Linked DNA regions of Mus musculus: region 1 is linked to region 2. The links are chromatin loops, found by intact Hi-C in ENCODE. Cell type or tissue: left cerebral cortex. All regions are shown on one strand. Links, peaks and the distances in the headings refer to the core of each region. The heading gives the core; the rest is flanking DNA. Region 1 has its middle 13 kb from the start of Gm40106. Region 2 overlaps Gdap2 (ganglioside-induced differentiation-associated-protein 2).

Region 1 (12,172 bases), core at 1,682-9,681, 360 kb after region 2:
TATCTTGTTTTGTTTTTCTGTATTTTTTTTTAACATTTAGTGTGTGTGTTTGAGAAAGAGAGGAGAGAGAGAGAGAGAGAGAGAGAGAGAGAGAGGTGAGGTGTGTTTGGGTTCATGTAACACTGCACTCATGCGGAGGTCAGAGGACAACTAGCAGGAAATTCTGTCCACCACGAGCCCCCCAGGTATAAGCAAGGCACAGGGAAACTATTCGACTAGACCGCTCTGTAGGTAGAAAGATTTATTGGGGATCAAACTACCAAAGCCATCTGGTAGAGGGGAGCAGAGAGGATGGAATGGTAGAAAATCAAGCAGATTTTACATGGTAGTCAGCAGGGTGGAGCTAATACAGGTGTCTGGACTGATCAGGAAATAGGTATCCAAGGTAGTTGACTTTTAGAGGAAGGCTAAGTGAGGTTCTGGGAGGATTATGGGTGGTTCCTGGAGGATTATAAGAGAGGTTCCTGATGAACAGAAAGGGCCTTAAAAGGTTTGCTTTTCTAGTAAATAGAAACCCACCCTTAGGCTTAGATAAGAATCTTTTTATTTAGGCCTTTGGCCTTCTGTTTAGGAAAATGTCACTAGCACTGCCATTGGTGTGTGTGTGTGTGTGTGTGTGTGTGTGTGTGTGTGTGTGTGCGTGTGTGTGTGTGTGTGTGTGTATCTTTCCCTGTTGAGCTACCTCACTCACTTGTTTTGTTTGCTAAGCCTGGGTCTTACCATGTAGCCCCTGGTGGTACCACACATACATCCCTCCTGCTTCAGCACCTCAGGTGTTGGACTTACAGGCTTGTGCCACTACCCCAGACAAGATTAATCTTTTAGAACCATTCTCTTGGTGGAAAGGCCTCTCAATTTTGTTTTCTATAAATATCCCACCCTTAGGGTTTCACGATTCCCAATTCTGCCACTAGATATGCAATTCTAGGTTAATATCTATTTCCCCCAACATTTATGTGTCTCTGTTGCTGTGGTGAGAAGTCAGCTGCCATTGTAATTCTAACTGCCCTCTTCTGTAAGCAGTTGCCCTTTTTATTCCTGGCTGTCTTGAAGATGTGTTGCCATTTAATTGTAGTGTATCTAGGCACGGATTTCTTTTTGTTTGTCCCATTTAAGATACATTATACTTCCTGGGTCTGAGGACTCATCTCTGTTTCCAGTCTTTGTTATACTCTCCTTCTACACTGCCTTGTGTCCGCTCTGTGTGCCTTCAGGATTCCAATCAGACATGCTAACCTTCTCAGGTATTTTGGCTCTTACCCTCACTTTCATCCCCCTGCCTCATCCCCCACCCTGTATTTTTACACTAGTTTACTGTGCTCTGGATAAATTCACGTTCAACATGTCTCATTTTTTTGTTTTGTTTTTGGCTTTTGGTTTGTTTGTTTGTTGTTTGTTTTCTACTTGTTACTCAAATCTGCCTGTCACTGTTCTTCTGCAGTAAGCTTGCCTTTGCAATTATATCCCTGCATGAGATAAGACAGGAGAGCGGTCAGTGCACACTTCATTAGGAAATACTAACAACAGCATATGTGTGCCTGCACACACACAAGAGCTAAATGACGGTGGGATCAGTGTTGGTCAGAACCCATGGACCGCAGAGTATGTGATATCCAAAATCTTCTGAGTCTTAACTACATGCATAGAAAAGAAGGCAAAAATGAAGTGAGGACACCTCTAAGTTAGAGAAAGAATAAACACCTCTAAAGAAAATAGAAGGAAGCAAATAATGAAGATAAAGAACGGACATGAATGAAATAGGAAACCAAGAGGAGCAAATGAACAAAGCCAAACGCTGGTTCTTTGGGAAGATGAGTGTGCTCCCCGGGGCAGGCGCACACCTGAACTCTACTCATGCTCACCTGGCAAGGGTTCCGGGCCTGTCCTAGCCATCAGGTCTGGGGATGCTGGCTCACAGTCATCTACCAGCGATGCCTGTGCATGCGCCCAGCTTCTGCAGGAGAACTTCATACGCAAGTCAAAGTGATGCTCTCCAGTCCAGCTCCTCAACCGTACTCTTCCCCAGACTGCTCTCCCCATCAGAGACGCCAACTTTGGAGTTTGTTTCTACCAAATTCCATAATTTCTCTTTGCTTCCTTCCTTGATCTGCTAGAGTTCATTATTTTAAAACATCGTCTTACTTCTATCTATCTATCTATCTATCTATCTATCTATCTATCTATCTATCTATCTATCTGTGTGTGTGTGTGTGTGTGTGTGTGAGACCCAAGAAGGTCAAAAGAAGGCATCTCTGGAGCTAGAATCACTGAAGTTGTGACCCGACTGATATGGGTGCTGGGAACCAACTGCAGTCTTCTGTAGGAGCAGCAAACGCTCTTAACTGCTGACTCACCTCTCCCACCTCTCTTAACTGCTGACTCACCTCTCCCACCTCTCTTAACTGCTGACTCACCTCTCCCACCTCTCTTAACTGCTGACTCACCTCTCCCACCTCTCTTAACTGCTGACTCACCTCTCCCACCTCTCTTAACTGCTGACTCACCTCTCCCACCTCTCTTAACTGCTGACTCACCTCTCCCACCTCTCTTAACTGCTGACTCACCTCTCCCACCTCTCTTAACTGCTGACTCACCTCTCCCACCTCTCTTAACTGCTAACTCACCTCTCCCACCTCTCCTAACTGCTGACTCACCTCTCCCACCTCTCTTAACTGCTAACTCACCTCTCCCACCTCTCCTAACTGCTGACTCACCTCTCCCACCTCTCTTAACTGCTGACTCACCTCTCCCACCTCTCTTAACTGCTGACTCACCTCTCCCGCCTCTCCAGCCTCTTAAAGTTCATTCTGAACCCTAGACCCATAGAAATCTTCTAAGAGGATCACATGGAAGTGTGAAGCAGCCCATGTCACCCCGTGTTCAAGCCCTCACTGGCTCCTACCGTCCTCTGAATAGAATCTGGGCTTCTATTTGGGCCTCCTCGTGATCGGGCCCTCCTTGTCCTGGCAGCCTAATTATCTCATCCTCTGCTCATTCACTGTTGTCCTATCCAAAAGCAGGCCCTGTATGCTTGCTTTATCTCCCTGCAACGGTCTTGGCCCAGAGTTCCCCGGGTGTACTCAGAGATCCCCATGGCCTATCCTGGCATTCTATGCAGCTTAGATCCTTGTCTAAAAGAGGTTTCCTCATTAGATGAACTTCCCTTGTTATTTTATTTGAAATGATTTGCAGAGGACTGGAGAAGAACACTTGCAAAGGACCTGGGTTCCATTCCTAGCACCCACAAAGGGCATGGGGTCCCTGTGCTCACAGATAACACTAGAGAAAAGAGGAGTGTTAAACACATAGGGTTATCTTCTCTGCCAACAGAGGAGGTGTACATCCATGTCCACCTGGAAGATGGCTGGGAGCAGGATAGCTAATAGCCTGATGACCTGTGCTAGCTGGAGGACCAGGCCACTCCTGAACCCCCCAGACTAGGATGTTTATCCCAAACTCTTCTTCCCTAGACCATTATCTTTAGCCTTTCCACTCAAGAGAGCCCATCCTTAAGAGAGATGTCACATGTCCTGTGTATAGCTCGGTGACCTGATGAGCAAGACCACACTAGATCCTCCCTTAGGGACTTGAAATATAGGTACCATCTTAATGGAAGGGGTCACATGTACTTTGCAAAAGAGTTTCAATGTAGTCTTAAGCTTTATTGTGATAACCGTTACCAAAAAAACAAAAACAAAAACAAACAAACAAACAAACACAACAACAAAAACAAAACAAAAGAAAACCTTTTCCTAAAATTGTACTGTACTTCAATATGACAAAAATAAACAGCCCGGGGTCAGCTCTAGAAGAGTGACTCAGCACCAGCTAAGCCTCATGTGGTGGATCATCACTCTTCAGGCCTTGGTGTTTGCAGAGACACGCCCCCCCCCCCGGCACTCCCCAACACACACACACACACACACACACACACACACACACACACACTCTTCCCAGCCACTTGTATTTCTAGTTCCAGAGAATCTAATGCCCTCTTCTGGCTTTCACAAGCACCTGTTTGCATGTGGTACACATACAGACAAGCAGGCCCACACTAATACACATGCATAAAAATAAATAGATCTTAAAATAAGGCATGGGGCCTTCCCTGATGAGCATCCATGATTGCCCAGTCCTGTTTCCCTTATTCTCACTCTTACCAAGACTGGCATTACAATATATCATCAGCTCATTCATTTGTTGCCACCTGTCTCTACCCAGCAAGAGAATGTACAAATTCCAGAGCTGCTGTCTCACTCTTAGAATTGTGCTCCAGACATGCCAAGCTTTGTAAATATCTGGGGTGTGTGTGATGGAGGACTATATGAATGAGTGTGAACAGTCCAGGTTAGGAAGAGAGAGAGAAAGGTAGACCACAGACATGGAAGAGAATGCTAAGGTAGGGAGGCTGTTCTCAGTGACTAAGTCTGCCTCTTCCCTTTTCTGTATTCTTATATTTGTTTGTAGGGGATTCTTCCATCTTTCTTGTCACCTTTTTCATGAAGTGCTTCTGACTCTCGGATTTCTGCCTGCTATGTAGCATGCCTCTCCTGTGGGGTCCAGGAGGGTCCCTGGTTTGGGCTTGTGTAGACTGAGGTCTTTGTGCACAGAGGACACCACACAGGTCTCCTTACCTCCACAGCCGGCTGCAGGTCCAGCAACCTTCCAGGAACATGTGCTCCATCAAGGCTTGCTCAGTTCAGTTAACCCCATTGTCGCACTAACTCCAGCTGAAATTTCTTCAGCCTTTATGTTTTCCCCAACGCAAACCAGACTTTAAAATTATCAACAGAAGGCTTTGATTTTAAAATTATCAACAAAAATTATCTCTTTGCAGCCGTGGGGATGTGTGTGTGGGGGAGAGGTGGGGCGCTCTGATTCAACCCAATGGAACAGCCAAGTAGCAGATTACAATGTCCAAGTTCCAAGAACCTCATTACCACTATGACCAAGCAGGGACAACTTCCCCTTGAGGATATAGTGTGCCGATGAGCCCCATGCTCTTCTGCATTGAAATGGTGGGAACCTAGAAACCAAGCCAAGTGGGGTCTCCAGGATCAGCTGGCTCTGGTTGGAGCTCGGGAATGCTCTGTTCTGTTTCTAGAGCCACTTGAATGGTCCCTGAGGTATAGGTCTGGGTGGCTGTGGACCCTGTTCAGGCCACTTCCTCAGCCACAGGGGGCAGGACACAAGGGGGTCTTCATGGGGGGCTAGTGATTCCCTAGCCCTTGTGCCCCAGCTGAGCGGATGGAATGTGGTCAGAGGAAGATCCGGAATAGAGTGAACCGGAGCACCCTGTGCCTATAAATCATAGGTATTTGCCAAGTGGAAAAATACCAGCCTTCAGAACGTTTCATTTCATGCTTCTTAGAAACACTTTGTTCCAAGGGCTACAAAGCAGTGGGCTGGCCCTCACCTGAGCCAGTTGTGCGCAGCTTCCGGGTGCCCTTTGCAAACAGGCGATCATTTCCGGGGAATTGGTCTGAAACTTGCGCCCCTGCGTGCCCAGAGGGACCTGCGAGCTTGTGTCAAGCAGGTGCCCTTTGAGAACATCCTCACAGGCCCTGGGAGCTTTCCAGGATATCCCAGTTTTCTGTGATCTTAAGGGATGGCTCAAGGATATGTTCATAGGACTGCTGGAAGTCTGTGGACCCCGAGTCTTTGTGGAGAGTAACCTCAGAGCCACAGCTCCTCTGACTACAGATCCATAGCTGCCATCTGTGAGCCAGGGAGAGGAGACGGACAGAGCCAGGTGGACAGTCCCAGCTCCAGCTAGACTCACCTATGTCTGGTCACAGGCTCTGCTCAGGCTGTGGAGATGTGGAAGAAATGCCCCAGATATGGAGAAAAGACAGGATCCCTATAGCTCTTCCAGTAGTGCTGGCTTTCAGAGAAGGCTCCCAGGACTCAGTGGGCCCTTCTGGACGTGCCTAGTAGGCGGAGTCTTTGCCTTTGTTCAAGCTGATTGGTGGCCTACAGTCCAGTCCCTCATCTAAAAAAACGTGATTCTAGGACCAAATCTACTGTGTATGATAACGAGGCTGATCCCTGATGTTATTAGCAGAACATCTGCCCTCTTAGAAAGGACTGGACTACCAGGACCTAGTATATTCCACTCCTGATGGCAAGTCCCTGACTGCAGAAGAATTTTATAGACTTCTCAGGATTGGGCATAACTACCTTCTACCTTTCAACAAGCATGGGAGGTGTCAGGTAAGTCCCTGGGTGAAGTCCTGGGCCCCTCTACCCTTGACTGAGGGTAAAAATGGAAGATGATGGGCTGAGCCTCAGCTGGCAGGGCCTTGTGATGTCATGTGGGGTACTAGTTAATTTCCACCCCACTCTGTGAGAAGGTGAGTAATATTAACCACAAATAACAAAAGGCGGAGAGAGATGTTGTATGTGTGGATCAGGCTCACAGAGAGAAGGTGTGAATGGCCCAGGACTTGAACCCAGGTGTCTGACTTTGCAGGTAGTATTCGTCCTTGAGGTGGTGGTTCCCACTACTCACAGTCCCCTTGGTGGCCTTTTGAGTTTGACAACTTTCCTTTCTCTGTGTCTCAAAGGGTGGAAAGCTCCCTCTGCTGGGAAGTCATAGATCTATCGGATATTCCTATAGATCAGCGGTGGCTATGCACCCCACCGTGATAGAGACAGATACTAGGCTGGTGGGAAGGGGATAAATACTATCACCATGCTTGACAGAAGAACTACTGCCTGGGTGGGGTTCTGTAAGCTCAGCATCCTCAGGCCCTGATATCTATCCACCCTGTAAGCCAAGGTCTCCAGCTTTCTGAAGACTGAATCCTTCTCATATATCTCTTATGCCTACCTAGCCAATGGCTTCTGCTCCATTCACTGAAGGAACCCAGCACACAGACCATAGCCTCCTGGGAGATGTGGCCTCTCTTGTCCGGAAAAAGGAGGTGATATGGCGCTGGTTCTTTGTGCAGGCCAGGCTCACAAGGTTAGCTGCCTTTGGCCTTGGCCTTGCTTGCTTGCTAGATGCAGTAGGATAAGCCTTTCTCCTTGTCTCCATGAGCTGAGCTCAGTCAGTGGGATGGATGGGTGCTGTCTTGCACCCCACCATACCCAATCCTTCTGACTGGTCACACAGAGTGAACCATGTATCCACAAATGCTGGTATCCTCACAGGTGCAACGCCCGCCTCTCGGTATCCCTGCATCCGGCCTACACACGTCATCATGTGAGCACACTTTCTGTCCAGCCTGCCCAGGGCTCAGTTTATTTTCCTTCCCCATCAGCTACCCCCAGACACCTATTTTGCTGCTAATACAGTGCAAGTTGCTAAGCAGGAAGCAATGAGGCTAAAAAAAAAAAAAAAAATGAGGGGCTGGAAGCCATGCACTGCCCTGTGAGGGGAAACAGCCTCTGAAGGACAGGCTGGGGACAGGAAGCTCAAGGGGCCCTGGATATTCAGAGGCTAGCTCGGCAGTGCCCAGCTCCCACACTGAACCCATCTTCCTTTTCCTTTCTCTTCTGTTCTTCTTTGCCCAAAGACTTCCTGTTCCCAAGGCTGGTACCTCCAAACAAACTGATTCAGTTTCTAGGTTACATACAAGTGCTTGCTCAAACCTGGGCCTTTAGGCATCCTGGCCCAGTAGACAGCAGAGCCCTTCCTCATGCCTGGATGAGCTAGAAAGTAGGTGAGCAGCTGAGACACATGTTCAAGGCACCCTAGGTGCTTCTCCACATTAGCACAAGCCCTCAGGTCATGGTTGGCTGGACCGAGTTCAGGGCTTCCTTCTTTGGCTTTACTCAAGCCATATTTTAGTACTTTGGTTTAATAAGCACATCATTAATTTTTAATTATTTAATGCTGTTTTTAAAATGAGGGCTGTCCCATCTCCCCTTTTCCCTGGAATTTCATTTGGCTTTTTAAAGTTGCCTGTGATGGGAGAATTGTCAGAGCACCCATTTTGGGTTCTGGTAGTCCTGTGAAGTCCACGTTCCTGTGAAACAGTCTTCTAGTCACTTGTCCCTGACACCACCTCTCTCCTTCCCCACTACACTGAGAAAGAGCAGGTCTTGGGAGCTCCTCCAGCCTCTCACTAACCTCACCAGTCACTTCACTCCCTCTTTCCTGTCTCCTAGTGACAAAAGGCCAGAGGACCAAATTCTAGAGGCCATGACCACTCTCTCCCTAAGATGATGGAGTGATGGCTCCTACAGATCACTCCAACCACAGTAACACATGTACACATACACACACACACACACACACACACACACTCACACACACACAGAGTTTTCCTGGTTTCCTCTCACTTTTATGCTTCTCAATTGAAGCAAATGCCTGCAAAAAGTTGTTCGCATTGGTCTCCACATCTTCTATTTTATCCAAACCTTCTCTAAGCTGGTACCACACCCACCATCCCATATCCAGATCCTGTCACTTTCACAGCCTCTAGGAATGGTCGTGGCTCATACCCACCCTGCATCTTGGCTGCTAGGTTCTCCTCTTCCTACTTTTCAGGATCCTTCCTTCCACCATATGCCATGTGATCACTGGGTACTTGGGTCTCAGCCTATCCTGGCTCATTTTCTCTGCCAGTTAGGTACAGCCTAGAGTTGCTGATTAGAGGAAACCTCACCTGAAGAATTATCTCCATTGGATTGGCCTGTGAGCATCTGTGAGGACACTGTCTGGATTGCTAATAGATGTAGGAGAGCCCAGCCCACTTCAGGCAGTACTACCCCCCTAGGCAGGAGAGCCTGGGCTGTTTAAGAAACCTAGCTGAATATGAGTCAATAAGCAACATCCCTTGTTGTTGTGTCCCTGTCCTGATTTCCTCCAACGATGGATTGTGACCTGGAGTAAAGTCAAATTAACTAGCTCTTCCCTAGGTGGCTTTTGGTCAGTTTTATTAATAGCAAAATGTCAAATTAGAAATAGCCCTTTGTTGGGCTGGAGAGATGTTTTAGAGGTTAAGACACTTTCTGCTCTTCCAGAGGTCCTTAGTTCAATTCCCAGAAACCACATGGAGGCTCACAACCATCTATAATGAATTCTGGCCTGCAGGTACACATGCAGGCAAAATACTGTATACATAATAAATCTAAGGAAAGGAGAGGGGAGGGGGAGGGGGGAGACCAAGCCCTTGAATGATTTCTGTCTCTATTGGTTGCCCTAATCACCCCAAGTTGCCCAGACAAGTCTCCAGGGATACATGCTGTTAAGTGCGCAAATGTCTCTCTTCCTGAGCCTCACCTGAACTCTAGGCTTGTTAGCTTCTTCTATTCATTGTCCAGGACATAAAAACATTAACAGGGTCAAGAGTAGATTCCTAAAGTCCCTTCTCAGTAAGTAGTAACACCTCTTCTAGTGGCTCTGGTCAAAAGCTTTGGCATGAAGTCTGACTTTTTTTTTTTTTTCTTTTTCTTTCCTTCCTTCCTTCCTTCCTTCCTTCCTTCCTTCCTTCCTTCCTTCCTTCCTTCCTTCCTTCCTTCCTTCCTTTCTTTCTTTCTTTCTTTCTTTCTTTCTTTCTTTCTTTCTTTCTTTCTTTCTTTCTTTCTTTCTTTCTTTCTTTCATGGTTTTTCGAGTCAGGGTTTCTCTGTGTAGCCCTGGCTGTCCTGGGAACTCACTCTGAAGACCAGGCTGGCCTCAAACTCAGAAATCCGCCTGCCTCTGCCTCCCAAGTGCTGGGATTAAAGGTGTGTGCCACCACCACCCGGCCTGACTTCTCTTATTGTCTCCCAAATGCATGGAACAAATCCATGGTCTACACTGCTGCTCTAAGTCAACAATGCTCTCTTCCGGCTCGTTTCAGTACCCTCCTCCCACCCAGCTGCTCTGTTTCTTCCAACTATGGCTCCCATATACTGTATTCAGCACCCAGAAACCAAAGGAACCCCTTGAAAACAGGCAGACAGGTCATTTTGTAATGCCACTGTCTTCTTGGGGCTTCTTTGTTGCTCAAGATTAGAATTAGTTTTCAGAAGAGACCGTGAGTCTTAAGTGACTAACCTGTTTTATCTCTGGTTTCCTCTCCCTCTGCTCTACTCTGGCTCAATCTGCCCTAAGCCTGCTGTTTTTTGAGTAGGCAGCAGGAAATAGTCAAACTCGGTGAACCACATAGAAACAAAGAGAACATACAAAGAATCAACAAAACCAAAAGCAGGTTCTTTGAGAAAACCTCTAGCCAAACTAACTAAAAGGCACAGAGACAGTAGCCAAATTAACAAAATCAGAAATGAAAAGAGAGATATATAACAACAAACACTGAGGAAATTAAAAAAGCCATCAGATCCTACTACAAAAGCCTATACTCAACAAAACTGGAAAATCTAGATGAAATGGATGATTTTTTAGACAGATAACACGTACCAAAGTTAAATCAGGAGCAGGTAAACTATCTAAACAGGCCCATATCCCCTAAAAAAATAGAAAAAGTCATTAAAAACCTCCCAACCAAAAGAAGCCCAAGGCAGATGGCGTTAGTGAGGAATTCTACCAGACTTTCAAAGAAGAGCTAATACCTGAGGGTTTATGTTTTAAATGTGTGAGTGAGTGTGTGTGTGTGTGTGTGTGTGTGTGTGTGTGTGTGTGTGTGTTGCCTTCCATGTATATCTGTCTACCACCTGAGTACCTGGTTCCCATGGAGGCCAGGAGAGAGTATGGGATCCCTTGGAACTGAAGTTGTAAACAAGATGTAGATTGCCTCATGGTTGCTGGAAACTAAACCCAGGCCCTTTGGAAGAGCCGACTTAACTGCTCTGAGTAGTCCCAACAGCCCGACTGATGTCCTGAATTTAATCTCCAGAACCCAGAGCTGGAAGGAGAGAACCAGTCCCTGCAAGTCATCCCCTGACCTCCACAGGTGCCCCATGGCACCCTCCCCCAATGAAAATGATGAGAACCCCTTCATTTTCCACACCTATGCCAAGCGTGACGAAAATCTTGGCATCCCTTGTTAATGTTCAAGTGTGAACGTCACACTCGCGCATGTGCGAGACACACACACACACACACACACACACACACACACACACACACACCTGCGCACTCGAACATACACTCTCCAGTATGAAGCTAGCCAGTCCTTGTCTGAAGGCATGGGTTTTATTTTGACTTCTGTATACAGCTGCTGGCAAGCAGGTTAGATTTTGAAACAGTATGCCATGAGTCACTTTCAAGTTTTCTAGCCCAGATCCATTTCACAGGAAATAAGATTATACCCAAAGTTGACTAACTTGCCTACAGGTTTACTCCACTCAGCCAGGGGAAGATTAAAGTACAATTTTTGGCCAGCTTCTTACTGGCTAGATTTCACTGTTCTCCCTACCGAAGCCTGTCTTCAAGCTCGCAGTGCAGCCACAGTACCAAAAAACAAAACAAAAACAAAACAAACCAACAACAGACAAAATGAGCTTGACTTAGCTCTTTTCTCATGGCTAGATTTAAATGGCTTTTGCAATGTTCGGATGACAGAAAATGCAGAAACGAGAGAGTGGACTGTGGTCACCCTTAAATAAGGTGATCTGGTCTGATGGGAAGAGTTTGGGGCCCAAGGACTGGGGTGTTTAGTCCACAAGTACCTGGAGTAAAATGATGCTCAGTCTAGTCTGTTAAGAAGCAACTACACTGTGGTTAACCAGGTGAAGACGTGTCCTTATGTGGATGCCATGCAAGGCAGAATGTGATGGAGACAGTGTGGGATGGGAGAGCCTGCAGGTAGGGAAACCAAGGAAGGCTCTGTAAAATGTTTAGTCATACTGGAGCAAGAAAAATAGGAACTTATTTTTAGAAGTTCAACAACTTCTTTCCTCCTAAAGAGGCTATTAAAAAAAAATAAAAACGCAAATAAGCATTTTAGGATGCTAGAGACTGGTTACAGATATAAAACACTCATGTCTAACTGTTCAGGGAAAACTATGAGCCTTGGAACGGAACAGTGAAGCCATGGCGTTTGAGACCACAAAGTTCCCCTCCCTCCAGCCAACTTCAGTAGCAGTTCTACTAGAGTGGGATGGGCTATGTGGGCAGGGCTGGGTCTACACTATAGTATAGAGATGCTCAGGACCCAGGCCTTGCTCCTTGGGAACAGATGGAGCAGAGATAGAAGTCTCTGTAGCATTTGCAGGTCTGACCCTAGAGGTGGAGATGGGTGGGTGAGAGGAGAGGAGGACGAAGGAGGGAAAGAAGAAAGA
Region 2 (12,172 bases), core at 2,223-10,222:
GAGCTCACTCTGTAGACCAGGCTGGCCTCGAACTCATAAATATACCTGCCTCTCCCTCCCAAGTGCTGGGATTAAAGGTGTGCGCCACCACCACCCGGCATACAGCAGCTTCTTAAGTATATACAGAAAATATTTAAATGTTAACATAAAGATGAATATTAAAATAGTGTTGTTTGGTCAGTAGCCAAAGAGTAGAAAGTAGCAGCAGACTGGAGGAGCAAATGGAGAGTATACATAGACTAGAAAGTGTTCAGCCGTGGAGGAGTGAAGTGTAGATGCCTGTAAGGAGGTGAGCCTTGTAGCAGTATGCTAACCGGAATAAACAAACATAAAAGGTTACAAAGTGTATTCTGTCTTATTGAAATGTTGAAAATAGTCACATCCACTGAGGAGAACAGTTGACAGCCCAGGTTTTGGAACTAGGAGCTGTGGGGAGACGATTGCTGGGGAGTTGGGGTGAGGTGACGTCAGTGTTCTGGAGGTGGACAGTGGTGATTGGACAGGGTTAAGGGCATCACTTAGGTAACAGTCGCTGACTTCTGTATTTCACCAGGTTAGTTTTATGGTATCTGATTCTTCAAAATTCTGTGTGTATGCGAGTGTGTGTGTGAGTAAGTGTGCCTGTGCCCGGTGTGCCATGATGCATGTGTGGGAGTCAGATCAGCTTTGTGGAATTCGATCTCTCCTTCCACCTTCTGTGATTTTGACAGACTGATCTCTGGCCAGATTTGCACAGCAAGTGCCTGGGCATGCTGAGCCTGAGTTTTGTTTGTTTGCTTGCTTGCTTGCTTGTTTGCTTGTTTCTGGGTTCTTTTCTTTCTTTCTTTCTTTCTTTCTTTCTTTCTTTCTTTCTTTCTTTCTTTCTTTCTTTTTTTCTTGAGGAAGGGTCTCTCTCTCTCTCTGTAGCCTTCTTTAGCCTGTTACTCCCTATGTAGATCAAGCCAGCCTCAGACTCAACAGATTTGCCAGTCACTGCCTCCCAAGTGTGAGGATTAAAGGCATATGCCACCACACCCAGCCTATGTGGGTTTCTGTAGGATACAAACCTGATGTCTCCAGGTGTCTGTTTAGGAAATGCTATAGTTCTGTGTGTAATACTGGTTTCTTAAATGATTTAATTGACCAAGATACTCAACTCCATCACCTGTATGCTGTCTTCTTTTAGTCCTTTTTAAAGATTTATTCATTTTACCTTTTGTTTATGTGTACGTATGTGCATTCAAGTGTGAGTACCCATAGATGGTAGAAGGTGTTGGATCTCCTGGACCTATAGTTAGAGACAGTTGTGAGTTGCTCCGTGTGGATGCTGGGAACAGAACCTGGGTCCTCTGGAAGAGCTGCAAGTGCCATAGTCTCTAACCTCTCTCCAGCCCCTGTAGTTTAGAATCATTTCTGAGGGATGCTAAGTCACGATGCAGCAGGGAGTAGGGTGCAGAAGAGGCAGGGTGCCTCAGCAGACGTGGAGACAACCAGCACACAGCACCTTCATTTGCTCTGGTGTTATCACTGATCACAGGGGTCACACATGGGAAAATCGATCGTAAAATAGAGAATACCTTACTCTGTTTTTATTTCAGCACATTGTAGCTACTGTGTTAATTTTTAGTTAGCTTACAAAGTGGGTTTCATCATCTTCATATCATGTTATTATATTTTGTTATCATTCATTTCCCACCTCCATTGCCTTCATTAGTTTTATAAATTAGGTTTATTTGTATATTTTATTTTGGAGGAGGCTGGGGGAAATGTGCATGTGGAAATCAGAGAGTGCTCTTCAGGAGTCAGTTCTCTTCATGTTAGTTAGGTCGCAAGGATCAAACTGAGGCCATCAGACTCCATGGCCTTTATCTAAGAAGCCATCTCACAGGCTCTTTTTTTTTAACTTCTAAGAGTGAGTGAAAACTCTCTGACCTTCAAAAAATAGTTAGAAATGTTTCAAAAAAAATGAACAACTAGCCAGGCAATGGTGGCACACACCTTTAACCCTAGCACTCAGGAGGCAAAGGCAGGTGGATCTCTGTGAGTTTGAGGCCAGCCTGGTCACGTACCAGAACAGCCAGGGCTACACAGAGAAATCCTCTCTCAAACCACCAGCCCCTGCCCCCTCAAAACAAAACAAAACAAAACAAAACAAAACAAAACAAAACAAAAAAACTGAAAAACTAAACGTGGGTCAAATAGAGACTGGTACACTAGCTTCCGCGTATAGCACCTGTGCTTCGGAAGTCTAGCAGACGGGGTGTGAGTGTGGGTAGGAGTGGCAGCCTTCACAGTCCAGGTTTGGTGACCTGGACCAGGGTGAAGCTTTCCTGTGACTTGACTGGAGGCTCGATTCTCCCTGTCAAGTATAGGCCGAGCGAGGTCTTGAACAGCTTGCATCTGAGAGGGGAGTGGTGAGGCCTGTGGTCTGCAGAGCACGTGGACCACAGTCATCACTGTGTGGGTTTGCTTTTGCTCTTCACTGTGTTTCACGCAGCGCCTTACTTTTCTGACACAGGCCACTTACCAAAAGCTGCTACCTCTGTACTTCCCAAGGTCATTAAAGGAGGAGATCCGGTCATTGCCGTACCTACCTGCAGACATTGGAAATGCAGAAGGGGAGCCCGTGGTGCCCGAGCGGCAAATTAGAATCAGTGAGAAACCCGGTGCCTCGGAGGGTGAGTGCTGGGGTTCTAAGCTCCTCATCTTCCTTAATTAACATACAGGTTGTGGGTGTCCTTTGATAGCTTCATACAGACATGGCAGAATTTGCTTTGTCATAGCCAAGCCTCTTTCCTCACCCTTGTTCTGCTGGATCCTTCTTGCAGTGCTCACTCCCCACACACTTTCTTTCGTGTTACATCTGTATGAAATCTGGATTCCTCATAACAAGAAACCAAGTGATATGTGTCTTTCACCACCTGGCTTATTTTCCTTAACGTAATGATCTCCAGTCCCATCGTTTTCTGTAGATCATAATCTCATTGTTTATGGTGACTAAAACTCTGGTGTCTGTATGTATGTGTGTCTCACACTTCATCCATTCATCTCTTACAAATATCTAGGCTGATCCTAGGTCTTGACTGTTGTGAATAGTATAGTGATAAGCACAGATGAGTGGATATCTCTGGTGCGCTTAACCAAGTCTTTGGAGTATATCTTCAGGAATGATATAGTTGAGTCAAGTGGTAACTCAATTTGTAGTTTTTCTGAGGAACTTTCATAGCGATTTCTATACCAGCATTATGTAATGGTTCAGCATTTGCCTTCCTTAATGTTCCCCTTCAGGATGCTAGGGTATGGGTAAACACCAGCCAGCAAAGACATGGGCCTTGTATTGGGGATTTGCAGGTGGACATAGCAACATGCTCAGCTGAGTGGAGTTTGGAGACTCATGATCTGTTGAAGCAATAGTTGAGTATATTACCACCTTAAATTTTCAAGTTTTGAGCAGTTTTAACAGTTCCTCTAAAAGTCACAGTTAACATTAAATAGTAAGCTAAGAATACTATAGCCATGTTATTTCTTTAGGTTTTATACTCATGGGGGTTGAAAGTTATAGGCAGAGTGTATGTTTGGATGGAAGCTCTTTCAGCCTTTACATCTATAAGATCATGAACCTCTTGGATGGAGACTTGCCACTCAGTGCTTGTCCTGATCAGAAATCAACTTAGGGAACATACTGCTTCCTTTTCTTTCATTATTTCAGTCATGTTATTTGTTGTTGTTACTGTTGCTGCCTTAGTCTTTCCTCCTATAGCACTCACAGTTAGTTTTGTTGTCACTTTTGTAGCTCTCTGCTGATGGAACTTTTTGTTGCAGACAATGAAGAGGAAGATGAGGATGAAGGCTTGGGAGTGGATCTGTCTTTTATTGGCTCTCATGCTTTTGCTCGGATGGAAGGAGATATTGACAAGCAAAGAAAGTTGATCCTCCAGGGACAGTTGTCTGAAGCCGCCCTGCAGAAGCAGCATCAAAGAAAGTAAGACAGGCTTGTTCCACAGTTAGATGGTGTGGGTCAGGAGAGGGGTCTGACAGATGGTGTGGGTCAGGAGGAGGATCTGAGTTCCTTTTGTTTAACCTTAGCGATGGCCGAGAAGGAGGTCCTGTCCGAATTCTCTAGATGCAAAGCCAAAAGTTGAGTCAGTTAATGTGGGGAAGCCTGTGGTCAGATGTGTGTCTGCTTTTAGAGTTCTTACCCCCACTGTGGGCTCTAACTGATGTGCCTTCATGCGATCTAAACATGGAAATTAGGAGATGGGAAAGCACTTACAAGGCTTCTGCTTGCATTTTTCTTACATGAAAGTTTTCCTCAGCTGAAGAGTTTTATGTCTCCCCCACTTACCCCAAGGATCTTTACATTTCTCTATTTTCTCCAAGTGTTTCTAACACTAAAGCCATCCTGAAGAAATCCTTTTAAAATCATAGATGGAACCTTTCCCAAAGATTAATAGTAAAGATGGCTACTTTCCAATTTTTATAAGAAAAAAAAAAGTAGGGGCTGGAGAGGTGACTCGGTGGTTAAGAGCACTGACTGCTCTTCTAGAGGTCCAGAGTTCAAATCCCAGCAACCACATGTTGGCTCACAACCATCTGTAATGAGATCTGATGCCCTCTTCTGGAGTGTCTGAAGACAGCTACAATGTACTTATATATAGTAAATAAATTTAAAAAGAAAGAAAAAAAAGTAAATTGTACATGGCTATCTATCCCCTCTTAGGGCTGGTAAAGACTAGTGTCTCATAGGCTGTGAGCAACAGTGATTGCAGTGAGTGATTGCAGTGAGTGATTGCAGTGAGTGATGCAGTGAGTGATTGCAGTGAATGATTGCAGTGAGTGATGCAGTGAGTGATTGCAGTGAGTGATGCAGTGAGTGATTGCAGTGAGTGATTGCAGTGAGTGATGCAGTGAGTGATTGCAGTGAGTGATTGCAGTGAGTGATTGCAGTGAGTGATGCAGTGAGTGATTGCAGTGAGTGATTGCAGTGAGTGATTGCAGTGAGTGATGCAGTGAGTGATTGCAGTGAGTGATTGCAGTGAGTGATTGCAGTGAGTGATTGCAGTGAGTGCACTGACCTTTGAGCGTTGACTTCGCCCCGCCCCATTCATTTCTATGAGCATCTTCTCTCCTTCAGTCCTACCCATTCTCCAGGTTTCAGATGAAAGCAAATGTCTCTCAAGCCTTACCTGTTGGGTCCAGAATGCCTGCCTCTGCTGCTTTCCTTTTTCACAGCGTGGCACAGCGTACCATTCTGTCGATAGGGCACTTCCATGGTACCAGTCTCTAGTCATTGAATGGGAGTTGGACCAGACATCTCAGCAGTCCCTTACAAACATAGAAGTTTTATTTCCTTGAGTGTTTCCTATGACATATTTCCATCATCTTCACCTCTGTTACCCTTCCCTACCCACCCCTCCCTCTCCCTGCCTCCTTCCCAGGAAGCCCCTCCTCTTCTTTCATGACTGTCTGCTCTGTAGCCTTGCCTCCATGAGCCTGGGAGGGAGGTTATTAACTGGATTCCATTCAGCGTAGCCACTGTGACAGCACTGAAGAAAATGGTTCCCTCTTCCCCAGCCAGAATTAAAATGTTGTCTCCTCAGTCCCAGGTCTTTCCTCTGATTTTATTTGGGAGAAAAAGCAGACTGGCCACTAGAGGGAGCCAGTAAACAAGTTTTCCAAAGGATGAACCACATGACAGGCTCAGTGGGTTCTAAACAGAATTAGATGCATCTTCTCTAGAGGGGAGCCTAGGAGAGAGGAGCAGCATTTGGGGTGTAAATAAATATAATTAATTAATAAATAATAGTTTCTAAACTTGGTCAAATGTAGTGCCATCTGGCAAACATTTTCCTTTCAGTAGAAAGAAACTGGACTCCCTTGCCAAACATGGTGATCTGACTCTGCGCATATGCGCTTTTAAAATGCTCACGTCATGGTTTATGGGTTGTTCATGGTTGTTCCTTTCCATATGGGCCTTGCTAGGATTGGCACCCGGTTGCCTGCGATGCTAACGGGACTTCTCACACAAAGGCATCGTTTCATTAATTATTAAGTATTCATTAAGCCCTTGCTAACATAGCCAGCACTGTGCTGGGGTACATCTAGTAAAACAGAGACTAGCACGATGTATACACACAAAAGCTCCGTTTCATTTATAGCGAAGGAGGACACAAAAGGACATAACTGAGTGCAGGATGCAGCGTTTGCATCAGGCCTGGAAAACCTTGCATTTCCAGGCTGAACAATGGGCTTTATCCAAATATGTTAGTTATTGAACTTTTTTAAATTATTTCTTTTATTTTTATTGGAACTAGATTCTCCTCATACCAACCACAGCCCCCCACACTCCTCCCAGCTCCCTCTTAACGTCCCTCTCCCCCAGAGCCACTCTCCCTCTCTCCTCAGAAAAGAGCAAGCCTCCAAGAGACAACAGCCAAACAGGACAAAACAAGATACGATAAGACAAAAGCCCTCATGTTAAACAGGACAGGGCAACCCAACAGAGGCTTTTCTTGTTACATTTTTGTAGTAAGGAAAAATAAGAATATTCTTTAATTATGTTGTTTTGAATACTTGATGTTGTAGCCACTTATCTATATAGTCTTTACTTACAGTGAGAATTTTTTCAAGTCATTGCTATATACACGTCTTCTCATTAATGCACCTCTATCAATGGCTTGCAGTTCTGCATGGGGCAGTGGCCTCTAACTCTTTGTTGTAATGAAGCCTGAGTTCTTTGTGATCAGAAAAAAAAAAACATTAAAAATGGGTTCCATTTGTTAAAAAGTAACTTCCAAATGTTTGCTATAATGATTATATCTTTTATTTATCTAGTTATAATCGCTGGTTATGCCAAGCAAGATCTGAAGACCTGTCTGATATTGCTTCTCTGAAAGCTTTATACCAAACAGGTGAGCTTAATGATCACTTATTCTTGCTAATTAAGGATCTGACTCTGTGCTCTGAGAGACTTGGTTTTCTCTGATTTTCTCTGTAAATACAGTGTTTTGTGCTGACATCAATAGGTTTTGGACATCACAAGGATCTTAGACATACTGTATCAACCTCTAGTGTGTTCTTGTGGTCTCGACAGTGCCTCTTTCACTTTGTTCCTGGGATGCTTTTTCTGTTAGGATGTTTTCTGCATTGTCAGTACAAACTTCAAACCTTACAGCACTCTCCAGTCCCCACTTGCTCCACTGGGTTTTGTTTCAGGCATTTCCTGCTCATTTTCAGTTGAGAACTTTGGTCTCCTGGGTCACTAATATTATTAAAGTTATGTTGAGTTTAAGCAAAGTATTTCTTTAAAAAAAAATAAGAGTATAGGTTATGCTGATTTAAAATCTTTAAACAATGTTGGCCAAGACTCTGGTCAAAATCTCATAAGAAAAAAAAGTATTTTCCTAACAGTCAAAGAAATCGAATGGTATAATTGGAGACGCATGTGCATCTCATTTCTTATTGTTTGAATTCCTTTATGTAGTCAAATACATAAAGTGAGACACATGAAAAGCCCAGGACAAAGCCTGGTCTTGTATTGAGGTTCTTGGCTCCTGACTGCATCATCTCTTGCAGGGGTAGATAACTGTGGCCGCACAGTGATGGTGGTAGTTGGAAGAAACATTCCTGTGACACTGATAGATATGGACAAGGTGAGTCATAAATGCTAGGCTGCAAAGCAGCTGGGTGTAGGAAGTAAGAAGAGTCAGTGTCGGTAACTAGGGTCTCAGCACAGGTGAGATGAATTATGGGTCTGTAGACCAGCAACCCTGAGAAGCCATGTGCGTCATTTCTGGTAAGTTAGGGCTCGTTTGTCCTCTATAGGAAAAACAGACACCAGAGGGCTCCGATTCTACTCCAGAAACACAGCTATTCTGTTTGGGTATGATGTAACTAGCAAGCTTTTGGTTAGAAGTACCCTGCATCCTAAGTATACAGACTTGAGAGCTTCTTTGAAAAAAAAAAGAAAAAATAACACTTAAGTATCTGTTTAAAAAGCATATACCAGAGGTTGCAGTCTATCCAAGATAGCAAGAGAGTATAGTTCATATGGGGCCAGAAAACAGAAGTCGATGATCTTAAAAGAAAAAGATCGTTGAAACTGTTAAGCTAAAGGAAGAAATTGTTCAACCTGACTAGTAATATGTAGAGGCAATTCAAAATGTCGCTTCTCACCCTGAGAATTAGAGAGAACTTGTCAGCAGAGATGAATTGAAACTATAAAAGCTGTGTCCATCGGCCCAGTGATTCCAGTCCTGAGACTTTCTAAGAACATACTCCCAAGAGGCGATGTAGCTGTAAATCCTGTAACTGCTGAGTGTGGAGTCCTCACTGGAGGGACAGCTGAGCCCATGAGCTAAACAGAGCTCCCCAGTCAGCATTCTCGGGGCAGCACCAATTGCTCAGTACATTGTTACAAAAGAAAAGGGCGTAAACAGGGCATGTTCGGGTGCCCGGAACAGGCAGGGGGAGTGGATATGATACACTGACTACATGTATGAAATTACCAAAGAACAGATCAAAGATATTCTATTATAATGTTTATATCAATTCCATTACATCAATTCCATTACAAAATAACTACAGAAAATAAGTTGTGACTGACCCATGTGTATTAGCCATAGTAAACATAGCACAGTTAAAACTGAGAAAGTACCTGCAACATTAGAACTATAATTCCCAGTAGCTGATTATGGTGTACTCACAAATAGAATGTTCTGGGACCCTTAAGAAATATGATTCTAAGATGCTACAGGTATAGCTCAGTACAGTGCTCATGTAGCCTCCATGGGGCCCTGGGTTCAATCTCCAGTATGTGGTAGGAAGACTGGGGTGGGAGTGGGAGGGTTCGAAGTGAGTACAATACAGAGAAGAGATGTGTCAGTAGAAGTAAAAGGTAGAAGGATTTCAAAACTGGTTCCTTGAGCAGTTAAGAGTGGGTATATCTCTTCCAGAGGGCTGGAGTTTGATTTGCAGCACCCACATTGGGTGACCCACAATTGTATACCTCTCTGAGTTATAGAGGACTCTTGATGCCACTTTGTGTGCTCCTATATACATGGTGTACTCATATGTGCACAGATATGCACATACACACACACACATGATTAAAAATACAATTAATCTTTTTCTTAAGAAGGGGGTTTTCCTGTTTTGAGGAGAATTTGTCTTCCACGGGTTTTTCTTATTGACCAGCCCTATAAATAACAATAGAATAACTTAAAGATAGAGAATTTGAAGCCAAAAGGAGTGTCCTAGTTTGCTTAAGTGTAATAGTAAAAAAATGGATAAAAAGAACAAAGAGCTAGTCTGATAAGAGGAACAGTGGGAATATTAGGGATAAACTTATTCACAAAGAGGAAAGACTCATCTGGTAAGAATTATAACTGTATGATTCTGCATGTAGCTCTCTGTGTTCTTGATAGTCTGTGTGACGTGCACTCTTACCATCAGCAGTATGACTTACACCAATAAGAACACATAACCCTGCATTTGATTTTGCTGAGTAGCATTCCAGATAAAATGATATGTCGTTTTGTATTTTAAAAAATGAGACTTATTGTGAGGTTTAAGCATTAACAAAGCGACTGTTCTTAATGTCCTCTGCCTACTGTGCCTGCAGTTTGTCTCTAATCCATGTTAATGCCAAGGACTGTGCTGAGGAGGAATTGGAAAACAGCCTGGTTGATGAATCCCTTCAGTTGGTGTAACTTAGCTCCCCCTTTGCAGTTGTTTACAGCCGAAACCCTGGGTCACATCAGCCCAGTGCTTGGGTTATATTTCTCATTTCGTTTTTAGTGTCTCTCTTAGATTTCTTAAAATAGAATACATCCCTAACCAAACAGGGTCATATTAGATCATCCTCGAGTTCTAGAAGCATTACCCACTGTGTTACCAGCCGCCCACAAAGGCTGCCACTTTGCTCATTCAGATAAGCATTAAAAGTGCTAAGAAAATGAGCTTCTGTGAGAGCATGGAAGGAGTGGCTGCACACATCGTGTGCTCTGTGGCTTGCCCTGAGTCTGTCTGATCAACAACGTAGAGATCTTGATGGAATGCAAACAGAAACTTCAAGAATTAGAGATTTTATTAAAATGAAAAGAAGTACTAAACCTTAATTCTAAATGTTTTGACATCATTGTCCTAGATGGGAGAAACCTGGTAGTTGATCCAAGAGCTCTTCCTGGTATCTGAAGATTTATTTCAGAGGCCAAAGGTTAATTTTCCTCTTTCTTAGAGCATCACAGAAAAGGACTGTGCCACAGCCTTTGAGAGTCACTAAATGCTGGGATTCACTTTCTGAGAGAACTTGTTCTCACCGACCTGCTCTTTCCGACACAACTCCAGGAAGTTGTAGATTAATCTTAGGGGAGGGGCTTCCTGTCTTGACCTCTGTGGCGTGAACTCCTGTGAAAAGGTTCTTTGTTCTTTCTCTCAGGCCCTCTTGTATTTTATCCATGTAATGGATCACATTGCTGTGAAGGAGTATGTGCTGGTGTATTTCCACACACTGACCAGCGACTACAATCACCTGGACTCCGACTTCCTGAAGAAACTCTACGATGTGGTTGACATCAAGTTAGTTCATTTTGGAAATTGTTTAGATAGTTTTTACCTCTATATTTTTAATACTAAGCAGTAGCAGACATTTGTAAATATTTTTGAAAGGATATTTTATGTGACAAAGATTTTTATCATAGGCATTAGAGACTTTAATTATTAGAAGCCCTGGGTTTTGTAGTAAACTAAACTCATTTGTAATCTTCTCACTTTGACCATTTTGAAAGAGGTTTGGTGTCATACCCAGTCTTTGTGTATAAATAATGGAAGTACAGCCTTGGTTGCTATGGTGTGTTAATGTAGTACATATCTGAGTATACTTATAGACATTATTTAACTTGATCCGGTAGCCAGTGAGTCTGTTGGGAGAGATACTAGTAGCAGGTTCAAGGAAACTTACCCCTGTGATTATACATAGAAATAGAAACTGGACATAAACTCACAGGCAAAGGTTTTCATTGGAACAAGAAGAGGAGAGAAGCAAGAGGGAACTCAGGCTGTCCACTGACAGAAAAGAGCAGGCATTTATGCATTTATGGGGCTGGGGGGAATTTGAGGCTGATGAGTCTTGAAGACTGAATCTTTTTACTATTTCTTTCTGTGGTTTAAGTGGACTTTCCCACGTAAGATCGGATCATCTGTCTTTGTCTCTGGAACCATCCTGACTTTAGCCTGTACCTAGAGAAGCTTTCCCTGTGGCAGGGGATGAGGGGCAGACGCAGTCCATACATTGGTAACAAGGTTGACAAGGGAGGAGAGGCACTGCGTATGATAGGCTTTATGGCACTGGAGCCTGTCGTCAGTCCCATTCACTGTCCCTGTGTCTTTTAATGTTTCTATACCAGAAGGTAGAAGAAAAAAGCAGTAGTGGTTATTTATTGCCCAAGGTATCACAATTTTATATACAGAATTTAGATTTAATAGACTACTGACTTGCTGCTAGAAATTTTTCATTAAATTATGTTTCCCTTGCTATAAGGATTTTCTGGGTGATACATTTCCTAAATAAAAAGATTATTCTATCCTCTTGGTTGCTATTTTATTTGTAGCATCACATTATCTTTATTGGTTGGGTTGAAAAACCATTATACAGTTAGGGAACAAAGAAGGTAAATTACCATAAATTTCCATTGCCTTCCACCCACCATCAAATCTCATCTTAATTAGCAATACAATGCTTTCATTAGCTAACAGACACTCATTTAATGTGCTTTAAAGTATTTTATAATGAAGCTGTACTCCATTGTATACCTACTCCTGTTTCTAGCTAGCCCTTCAACTGACACTGCCCTCAGCTAGAATAATTGTCCTGATAGTTCTCTGAAGTCCTTTACAATTGACGTCTTATGACTCACTGGAGATTATTAAACTACTGGACAACAAAGTCTTAAGATGTGCCTCCTAAAACATGCTTGGGGTAGTTGGCTGAGGCCCAGGTCAGGTTCTAGGCGTTTCCTCTTGGTCATCAGGTTATCAGAACAGTGGCTCAGACTAAGTATGAACTACAAAGCTTTCATAGACTTTCCAGATCAGGCAGTAACAGGACTATAACTTTTACTTCCTAACTTTTACTACAATTTTAGTGATTTCAAGGTGACTTAATTATATATATTTGAGTTCAGAGACTCCATCA

Evidence for each region. Hi-C counts contacts between places; a loop is a spot of excess contacts. Peaks named below come from ENCODE experiments on the same cell type or tissue, not always from the same donor. Only the 100,000 strongest peaks of a DNase experiment are listed, where the experiment ranks them.
Region 1: a loop joins it to region 2, with 4 times the contacts of the local background. A loop is called at or near these places in 30 of 42 quality-filtered maps.

The regions. Positions count from the first base shown.
Region 1 is chr3:100,548,476-100,560,647 of GRCm38, forward strand. No RefSeq gene overlaps it. Among named protein-coding and RNA genes, the nearest start is that of Gm40106, 13 kb to the left of the region's middle. In left cerebral cortex, for the core only: a CTCF peak has its summit at 6,581 (motif pointing left); a DNase peak (open chromatin) is centred at 6,606.
Region 2 is chr3:100,184,073-100,196,244 of GRCm38, forward strand. Gdap2 (ganglioside-induced differentiation-associated-protein 2) reads left to right here. Exons shown (of 14, transcript NM_010269.3): 7 at 2,498-2,657; 8 at 3,802-3,961; 9 at 6,814-6,890; 10 at 7,555-7,631; 11 at 10,418-10,557. Among named protein-coding and RNA genes, the nearest start is that of Gdap2, 28 kb to the left of the region's middle. In left cerebral cortex, for the core only: a CTCF peak has its summit at 5,642 (motif pointing right); a DNase peak (open chromatin) is centred at 5,644.